3 separate regions of the Mus musculus genome follow, and all the other regions are linked to region 1. Evidence: chromatin contacts called from ENCODE POLR2A ChIA-PET data. All regions are on one chromosome and are shown on one strand. The core of a region is the stretch at or near the end of the contact, and the rest is flanking DNA. Distances in the headings are between cores, read along the strand shown.

Region 1 (2,988 bases), core at 213-2,712:
CTGGCTATTATTCTACTCTGTGCTTGCTATGGCAAGCATGCACTGGAGTTTGGTAGACTTGGGCTCTCAAGTAAAAAACAAAAAACAAAAAACAGGAGAGCGCAGCGGTTTAAAAGGGGGGGGGGGGCTTCAGACTTATTCTGATTGGATGTTGCTAGCTAAGAAGCAGGAGGGCTGGAAGCAGGGAGTCATTGGTTTAGAGAGCATATTTGGCTTTCTCTGATTGGTCTCAAGTTGGAAGCAGCGGTAAAAATATGGAAGCTGCAAGTCAGTGACTAAGTACTGACTGTCCAGGATTCCCTAACGTCGGTGTTTAGTAAGGAATCGCACTGTCCCAAAGGGTTTAACCACTGTCAGTATTTCCAGCCCTCCAGCAGCGTAAGACGCGAGTTTTTAACTTTCTCCGGCCCAGCTCGATTTTTACTTAACAAACAAAAAAGTTTGTTTTGCTTGGAACAAGACGACTTTCTAGGTTAAGGATAAGACATCAGGATCCGAGAATCATAGAAACAAACGCACAAATATCTGCAGTAAGGGTCAGGCAGGAGAATCTACGGGTCTCCCATTTGCACAGCGAGCCCTCACTGGTAGAGGCGATCCGCCCTTCTTTCTAGAAGAGTGCCACTGCGGGCAGGAGCAAAGGGTCACCTCGCCTGCACTCCGGGTTTGATAGCCCACGACCGAGGGCGCGCTCCCGGCTCACTGCTTCCCCCGGTGCCCCTTCCCGCTCCCTCTCAGACAGCATCGGCCCCAAAGGCCCCACTTTTCTGCACGCCCTGGCCTCGCAGCGTCCTCCCGGCCATCCCAGCTCAGCTTCCGGACCCGCGCAGGCTGCCCTCCGAGTGTGTCCGAGGTCAGCAGTCAGCAGACGTCCCCTCCGGCCCGGGACCCGTCAGCCCAGCTCCGAAGGGACGAACGAAGGCAAGGGCGACAGTCCTCGGCCACCGCCATTCATTTCCCCAGCGGTCTCGTCAGCTCTGCAGGCAAGCCCTCTCGCCCGTCCGTCCATCCGTCCGTCCCTCCGTCCCGAAAGCAACCCCGTGTTTCCCTGAGCTCGGCCCCGTCAAAGGCCGGTCTCTCCCGACCCTCGCCCGCCGCGCCCAGGAAGCCGTGACGCCGCGGCGGCTGCAGCTGCAGCGGCCGAGCTCTCGCCATCTTGTGTGGAGGAGGAGGAGCCGCGGCCGCCGCCATGCGGAGCGGCTGGGAAGGAGGGAGGGAGGCGACGGCGGCGGGCGAGGGAGGGGGCAGAGCAGCAGAGTCAGCTCAGCCCGGCGGCGGCGACATCGGGGGCGCCGGCACAGCGGGCGCCGGCCGAGGTAGTGCGGGGTGGCGGCGGCGGCGGCGGCGGCGAGCTGCGCGGGCAGCGAGCGTCGCGGCGGGGGCGGGGCGGGGCGGCGGGCGTCGCGGCGAGGGGCCGGGTGGGGGCGGGCGGAGGTTTCCGAGGAGGAAGGAGCCGCCGCCATTTTGGGAGCTTCGAGTCAACAATAAAGGACCGAGGGTGCGGAGCGGGAGTGGCCTCGGTGGTAGGACTCGGGCCCGAGCCGCGGGGCGTGGGGTGAGGCGGCGTGGTCGGGGTCGGCAGGATCCTGAGGGTATCAGGGAGCCCCCTTCGGGCAGAAGCCCGAGGCCCAGGCCTGGCCCGGGAGGACGGGCGGGTGGCCGCTGAGAAGAGCGGGGGCGGCGGAGAGGAGTGGAACCGAGGAATGTGGCGTGTGCGGGGTATGGAGGAGGAGCGGCGGGGAGCTCTGGACGAGCGGTGCGGTAGACGGGAGCGGGGACGGAACACCGGCCGGGACACCCGAGTGAGGTTGGGAGTGCGAGGCAGGGCAGCCCTGCGGGGGGTGGCAGGGCTGTGCTGGCCGGGGACTCGGCTGGGAGAGGAGCCGCGGCTGCTCGCTTGCAAGTAGGCCTTGCAGGTTGGTGGGGACAGAGGGTTTGGGGGAGACTCGGCGGCGTAAGAGGGGAGGAGAGGCGGTCCAGTTTCGGGGTTCTCTTCCGGGCCTTCTGAGGGGGGGGAGTCCCTATTGTTTCCCACTCGCAGAGCTGGTTCCGGCTCTTGTGGCGCAGATAGGATTGCAGGGCAGAAACCCTTTTGCTTTTTGATCCGAGGGAGCTGGGTTTGAAGCGAGGGAAGTTGGGGGAGGGGGCGAGGAATTATTGCCTTACGGTTACCGGACTCCGATTCTTGGCTTAGGGTTTTCCCTTCGCCATAGCCCCCCTTTACCTTCGTAAGAACCCCAATCACTCCTACTTCCTGTTGAGGCGTATAGAAATCGCCCTGTATTTGCAAACAAAAGCCCTTGTTGGAGCTTATGGGACTGTTTTAGGTGTGAAAACTGTCAATTGCTAACCACGGTCTGGGCCCTGCTGTAATTAACTCTGCCAGGGGCTCCTCCCAACTAAGTCTTATGTTCCTTCGTGGTTTTGTTTTAGGAATATAACTTGCAAATCTAAATTGGGAAGGGGTAGGACGAAAAATTTCCCACTGAGCCATAAAGCTGCAGTGCAGGTATCCGTTTCTGGAGGGAGCAGTTATCGAAGTCTCTGGGTTTAAGGCGCTAGGAGGTTTTACTGTGCTTGATTGACAGTACTGATGGTGTCGGTTAGGATTCAGAGGTTGCCCCCTTCATCCTCTTAGTGCTGTACAAACAGTAAGCCTTCCTGTTTGACGGACCTGATACTGTTGATCGTATGCTGTCAATACAGAAAATACCTATTGAGATAACAAATAAACAATTTAATGTGATAGAAGCATTTGTGAGCAAGTTGATGTATTTAACTTGAGATATCTTTTGACTTCTAAATTATGGATTTGGGATACTTGGTTTGAGGCAAAGATAACCAGTACTAATTAAGCTAGTGTTTCGGGTGCCAGTGAAATGTAAGGGGGTTACAAAATAAAACTGAAGGAGTTGGACTTATACTTACAAGTCCTTAGTAATATTTTATTTACCAAATTTTGAGAATTCCATTTGGGGAACAATTTAA
Region 2 (2,988 bases), core at 261-2,760, 190 kb before region 1:
TTTACTTATTTTTGGTGTTCTGAAACATAACCACATGTGCTGGCCTGGACCTTAACCTGGTTCAGCTGGGTACTAGAGCTATAAATGGTCACCAACACACTGGAGTTGAGTTTCCCCAATTAGTTCTTGTTTTGAGATAAGGTTCTGTCTGTAGCCTCAACTGGCTTTGGCTGCTCAAGGATCCATTCTTTGCTTCCCTAGTCCTGGGGTTACATATGTGGACCATCACACTCCCTCAGAACTCCCCAATTTAAAGAAGCTCTCGTGGGGCTGGTGAGATGGCTCACCCGACTGCTCTTCCGAAGGTCCGGAGTTCAAATCCCAGCAACCACATGTTGGCTCACAACCATCCGTAACGAGATCTGACTCCCTCTTCTGGAGTGTCTGAAGACAGCTACAGTGTACTTACATATAATAAATAAATAAATAAATAAATCTAAAAAAAAAAAAAAAAAAAAAAAAGAATGGCATAAAAAAAACCACTTTAAAAAAAAAAAAAAGAAGCTCTTGTGCCTGACAAAGACCTGGATAACTCACGAACACGTAACTCACCGTGCATAATCCTGGGGGGAGATCAGAAACTTCTCTTTCATCTGGGCATTGGCCTTGTTCTCCCACCAGAATTTGTTGGTGGCTTTCTTGTGCTCTGGGCTGAGAATGGAGAGAAAGAGTAATCGTAGCTAGTCATTAAGAGAGTAAAACTGTACCGAATGTCAGAGCACTAGGTAAGTAATGCAGATTGGCCATTGGGTTGCTTCTGTGGGCTTGGCAGAGAGAAGAGGATTGTTTATACCAACCTCTTCAAGACCTCTATCTTGGGACTCCTTTCTTCCAATAAAGTGTGTGGTGGTGGTGAGAGGAGAGCAACCTGGCTTTTCTAGAAAGATCACCCACACCACTGGGACCGTGGAAGGGCTAAGATCCACTAAACTCCACGGTTGGCCAGGTAGTTCAGTCCATAACCCAACTAAGTCACAAAGTCGACCTTCCTTCTCCCCAATTTCAACTTCCCATGCCACACGTGTGTACAACTCTCTGTCTGTACGGGGGAGGTGGGTGTTTTCCAGTTGTCACCTGGCCAGATGTTCCAGCAGACCCCCGTGTAGCACTGTCAGGTTGCCATGGCTCAGGTGTTTTCGCACTTCGCAGCCACAGCACGGGCACCAACAGCACCGATCGTGCTCGGGGACATAGCGCTCCACCTGGGCGGCGCGGACGGCCCGGCGGGCGGCCTCCACCTGCAGGACAGAAGCCAGCTAGGACCCTGAAACCAGCCCACATTCCTGGCCTCCCCAGCCCCGGGTCCGCACCTGCGGTAGAAGCCGCTCCAGAGCCCCCTTCAACTGCCGCTGGTGCTTGTGGCTGTAGACGTGACCGCGACCACAGAAGAAAGTTTGCCGACACAGAGGACATCGCTGCGGTGGCGCCATAGACCCAGGACCCGGGAACACCCACACAGCGGCGGCTCGTCACCACCCACTGACCCCTGACCCTTCCGGGCCGGACGGGGCGGGGCGACCTAGGAGCTCCCGGTTCCCCTAGAGGCAGTAGGCGCTATTGCAATCCGTTCTGCGGCTGCGCGGAATATTCACTCCGGGCCCCCACCTCCCACGCACCCGCAGAAAACCCGGCAGCTTGTGAAAGAACGAGAAAGAATGCACGCCAGTTAGGACCTCAGATCGCACACTTTCAGGCGTTGACAAAGACCCAGTTTAGCGTAACAACGCAGAACTGGTAATTTCAGGGCGCACACTGTGACCCCGTGCTTTGTGCTAATGACCTCACCGAATCCTCACGTCGATGCTTTGTGGTGTGAGATTATTGGCATTTTACACATGGGAAAAAAAAAATCTACTCCTGAAGAAATGAGGACCTCTGAGGAAAGCTAGAGAGGTGTATTAAGCAGCCCCTCCAGCTTCCCTGAGACCTGCAGGGGTCTAAGTCACTGTGATATTCTTTTTTTTTTTTTGGTTTTTCGAGGAAGGGTCCTGGAGCTCACTTTGTAGACCAGTCTGGCCTCGAAATCAGAAATCCGCCTGGCTCTGCCTCCCAAGTGCTGGGGTTAAAGGCGTGTGCCACCACTGCCCGGCAGACTGTGATATTCTTAATTTTCAAAGGTGTTCTGCACAAGAATATTCTCTGTAAGTCATTTCTCCGAGCATTGGCTGGGAAATCTAATTCTGAAAACTTGAATGGTTACAGTGAATCATGCTCTATCGCCATTACAAGAATAATGTCATACGCCGCCCAGGTCAGACCCAATATGTTTTTCCCCATTTGTTCCAAAGTTGCTCAAAGCAGTCTGCTCCCAAGGTCTCTGCAATTAAGCTTACTTGATAGTATTTTCCTGCCAGTCTCCTCTACCAAATGCTCATTTCCCACCTGAACTTGGCTTGTGTGAAACAAAACCCAGCATCTTTACAATTAAGTTCCTTGAGTGGCCAGGTTTCCAGCGCCTGCATATACAGGTAGTCAAGCCCCACCCGGCAGGAAGGAAAAAAAAATCCTGTATTAGGCTTCAAAATCCTACCAATCCCTGAGTTTGTCCCAAAAAAATCAGACTATAGAATTCCACCAATCACTGAGTTTACCCTAAAAACATGCCACAGAATTCCACCAATCACTGAGCTTGCTCCTAGAGCAGGTCACAAAATTCCACCAATCCAGGAGTTTGCCCAAGATCAGACCATAAAATCCCACCAATCAAAAACTACCCTGGAAAGTGCCCCGCCAATCCCATTCTATATTATGCTTGCCTCGTATGTGGTTCCTTGCTGCTTTTTGCCTGGGTAGAGACGATCTTTTTCTTGTATCTTTCCCAATGCATCTCTTGTGTGAGGCGGTACTTTGTAGGATCCCTAGGCTCCCGACGACTGAACTTGGATCTTCGCAACAGCAGGTGCTCTTCACCACTGAACCATCTGTCCGGCATGAGTGTGCTCTCATTCTCTCCCTCCCCTTTTACCAAGATTTTGCACCTGAGCTAGC
Region 3 (2,988 bases), core at 173-2,672, 160 kb after region 1:
AAAAAATGGAGGCTAGAGGTATGGCTCAGCAGTTAAGAGTACTTCTTGTTCTTGCATAGGACGTAGGTTAGAATCCCTGTACCACAGGGAGGCTGATAAGTGTCCATAACTATAGTTCTAGGGAATCCAATACCATCTTCAGGTATTGCACAGACACACAACTTCATATACATAAAATAAAAACATCTTAAAATATAAAAGAAAAAACATACACAATAACAACAACAACATCAACTCATGGAATTGGGGCTCAGGGTCGGTATATGAGGTTTTGGAAATTTTATGTCTAATACCAAATTTTGGGAGGCAAGCCTACTTGATGTAAATTTTATACACCTGAGGCTGGAAAAGAAACTTTCTGTGGTTTAAAGACCAAACATGAATTTCTCCTCTAACCAAATTCTTATCAAAAGAGTTGTTAGTAGAACTTAATAGGACAAGTACCAAGAGAGTCAGTCATGTTACTTAGGTATGCTTTCAAAGCACCTTTAAAAATTCTTCAAAAGTTACTAGATCTAAGGATCTCCTCTTATTCCCGAATATTCAGATTTCAGTCGATTAAGGAGGATCTGGTGGAGTTAATTCTGCTTTCTCCTACCCTCACCTACAAATAACCTCTCCTATCTTGGTAACAGATGAGTTCATAGAGAAATAAGCTCCGCTGGCATCAGAGTCCCCAAGCACAGCCCACCTCTCCTATTCCACATAACAGCTGTGATTACAGTAAGCCACACTCCTGTCACTCCACCAAAACGGTCGGTCCCTTAAAGACAGAAACCCTGTGCTGTCACTCCGTTTCTCTACGTTCTATATACACTCTGCACCAGCCTCGCTGCCAAAGACACGTACGCGCTACCCTAGCACAGGGTAGCTACGGGGACACCGGGGTCCCTCAAACGGGCGCCCGAAGTTACCATTTCCGCACTGCCTCTACTTCCCCCTTTCAATTAAGAGGTGGAGGAGGGAGAAGAAAAGCTTTGAGGCGTGGTGACAAGAGGACGAAAAGCGGCGGACAGGCCCAGCCTCCAGCCCTGCGGTTCCGGAGCTCGCAGGGAACCGGCGGGACCTGAGGACGGAAGACCCGCGCGACAACCACCAGCCCGAGTGGCGGGCGGGCGGACGTGGCGGCGCTGCCGGCGGAGGCTAGGTGGGCGCGGCAGCTTTCGCTCTAGGACTCCGGGAGGCCGTGCCAAGCCTGGGCCGACAGCAGGGCTCCGGGCGCGGCTCCTGCGGTCCCGGCCCAGCCGGCGAGGACGTGGCGAGGGAACCCGGCTCGGCGCTTACCATGGTGAGGCCGCAGGTGGGGCGCGCTGCGCCGCGCTCTGGCTCTGCGGGGACTCGGGCTGCTGCCCAGAGACGCGGAGCTCTGGCCGCTCCGGACCTGCCGCCCCTGACAGGAGCCTCCGCCGCTTCGCCTCTTGCCAAGATGGCGGCCCCAAGCCACGTCTCCAACCGGAAACGGCGCGGGTCAAAGGGCGGGGGGCGGGGCCAGTAAGCTCCGAAGCCAGGAAACTCAGACCCCTGTTAGCCCAGGATTTGCAGGTTTGGCTAGAATTGTGGAGCGTCATTCCTCTGTCCTTTCTTTCTCTTCGCCTGCGTTTATTTGGTGCTGCTTCTTTTTTTTTTTTTTTTTTTTTTTTTTTTAAAGATTTATTTATTATTATATGTAAGTACACTGTAGCTGTCTTCAGACACTCCAGAAGAGGGAGTCAGATCTCGTTACGGATGGTTGTGAGCCACCATGTGGTTGCTGGGATTTGAACTCCGGACCTTCGGAAGAGCAGTCGGGTGCTCTTACCCACTGAGCCATCTCACCAGCCCTTGGTGCTGCTTCTTAAAGTTCGTAAAAACACTCAATGGAATATATAAAATAATCTGTGACCATGAGGAACTAGTATCCTGAATACATAACGTCTAGAACTCCCGTAATAAAGCCGGCATGGTGTCCCCTCACCTGTAATCAATTCCAGGTAAATTAGGAAACTGAGGAGGAAGACCAAAAATTGTCCAGCCGGGCACACGCCTTTAATCCCAGTACTCGGGAGCCAGGGGCAGGACGATCTCTGTAAATTTGAAGCCAGCCTGGTCTACAAAACAAGTCTGGGATAGCCAGAGAGAGCTACACAGAGAAACCCTGTCTTGAGAAGCAAAGCACTAATAAAATACTGACACATACAACATAGATTAGCCTTGAAAACAGGTGTAAAGAAACAGATGCAAAGGCCACTATTTGTTTGCAATGACTAAACCAGGGATATCTGTGAAATTAGAAAGCTTATAAGTGATTTATCGGAGTTCCAGAAGACTAGGACATAGCGGCTAGTGCATTATGTTTGGAATGTAAGTGCCATGGAATTACCCAGAGGCAGATATCCTGAAAGCCACTGAACTGTACGGTTTATCTTCAATATGTAATTATTTTATTTTTAAATCCTATGTGTGTTCAGACATGTGCCTGCGAATGCAGGCGCTGCCTGATATGGGTGCTGGGAATCGAACTGGGGCTTTTTGAAACAGCAACGGATACTCTTGACTGCTGAACCCCCTCTCCAGTCCTGAACTGTATACTTCAAAGGGCTGGGGTTTTTTGTTTGTTTGTTTGTTTGTTTGTTTTAGGGTCCTGAGAGATAGCTCAGCAGTTAAAATCCTATATTGCTCTTGCAGATTTGGTTTTCTCCTGCCTCAAAAAAGAAAGAAAAGAAAATGTATGTTCACAAGTGTCCTTGGTCAGGCGCGCCTTAGAGGCTGTATAACAGAAGTAAAAACAAACGAGGAATCAGCGCGACCTGTGCTTAAATTCTTTTCAGTACTCAAGGCCTTAGTCGTTAGTTAACTCACTACACCTCTCTAAGCCTGTTATTACTCTTTAAACTGGTGGGAGCACATACTTCATAAATTTATAGAGTTAGATAATAGAAAATAAATTAGACTGTATAAGCTAAGTGTTCCACCACAGTAACTGCTCAACAATTTATACTTGTTATTATG

The links. ChIA-PET counts read pairs that join two places held with the same protein, here RNA polymerase II (POLR2A).
Region 2: POLR2A ChIA-PET joins it to region 1 with 28 read pairs in Patski. The contact joins the promoter of Ccdc84 here to the promoter of Ddx6 in region 1. POLR2A ChIA-PET finds 5 or more read pairs at or near these places in 3 of 5 experiments (Patski and embryonic stem cell).
Region 3: POLR2A ChIA-PET joins it to region 1 with 16 read pairs in embryonic stem cell. The contact joins the promoter of Arcn1 here to the promoter of Ddx6 in region 1. POLR2A ChIA-PET finds 5 or more read pairs at or near these places in 3 of 5 experiments (Patski and embryonic stem cell).

What each region holds. Positions count from the first base shown.
Region 1 is chr9:44,603,430-44,606,417 of GRCm38, forward strand. Ddx6 (DEAD (Asp-Glu-Ala-Asp) box polypeptide 6) reads left to right here and starts at 1,463. Exons shown (of 14, transcript NM_181324.3): 1 at 1,463-1,523.
Region 2 is chr9:44,416,559-44,419,546 of GRCm38, forward strand. It overlaps Ccdc84 (coiled-coil domain containing 84), which reads right to left and starts at 1,511. Exons shown (of 11, transcript NM_201372.4): 1 at 1,311-1,511; 2 at 1,075-1,238; 3 at 553-651. The coding sequence starts at 1,430.
Region 3 is chr9:44,766,386-44,769,373 of GRCm38, forward strand. Arcn1 (archain 1) reads right to left here and starts at 1,423. Exons shown (of 10, transcript NM_145985.4): 1 at 1,285-1,423. The coding sequence starts at 1,287.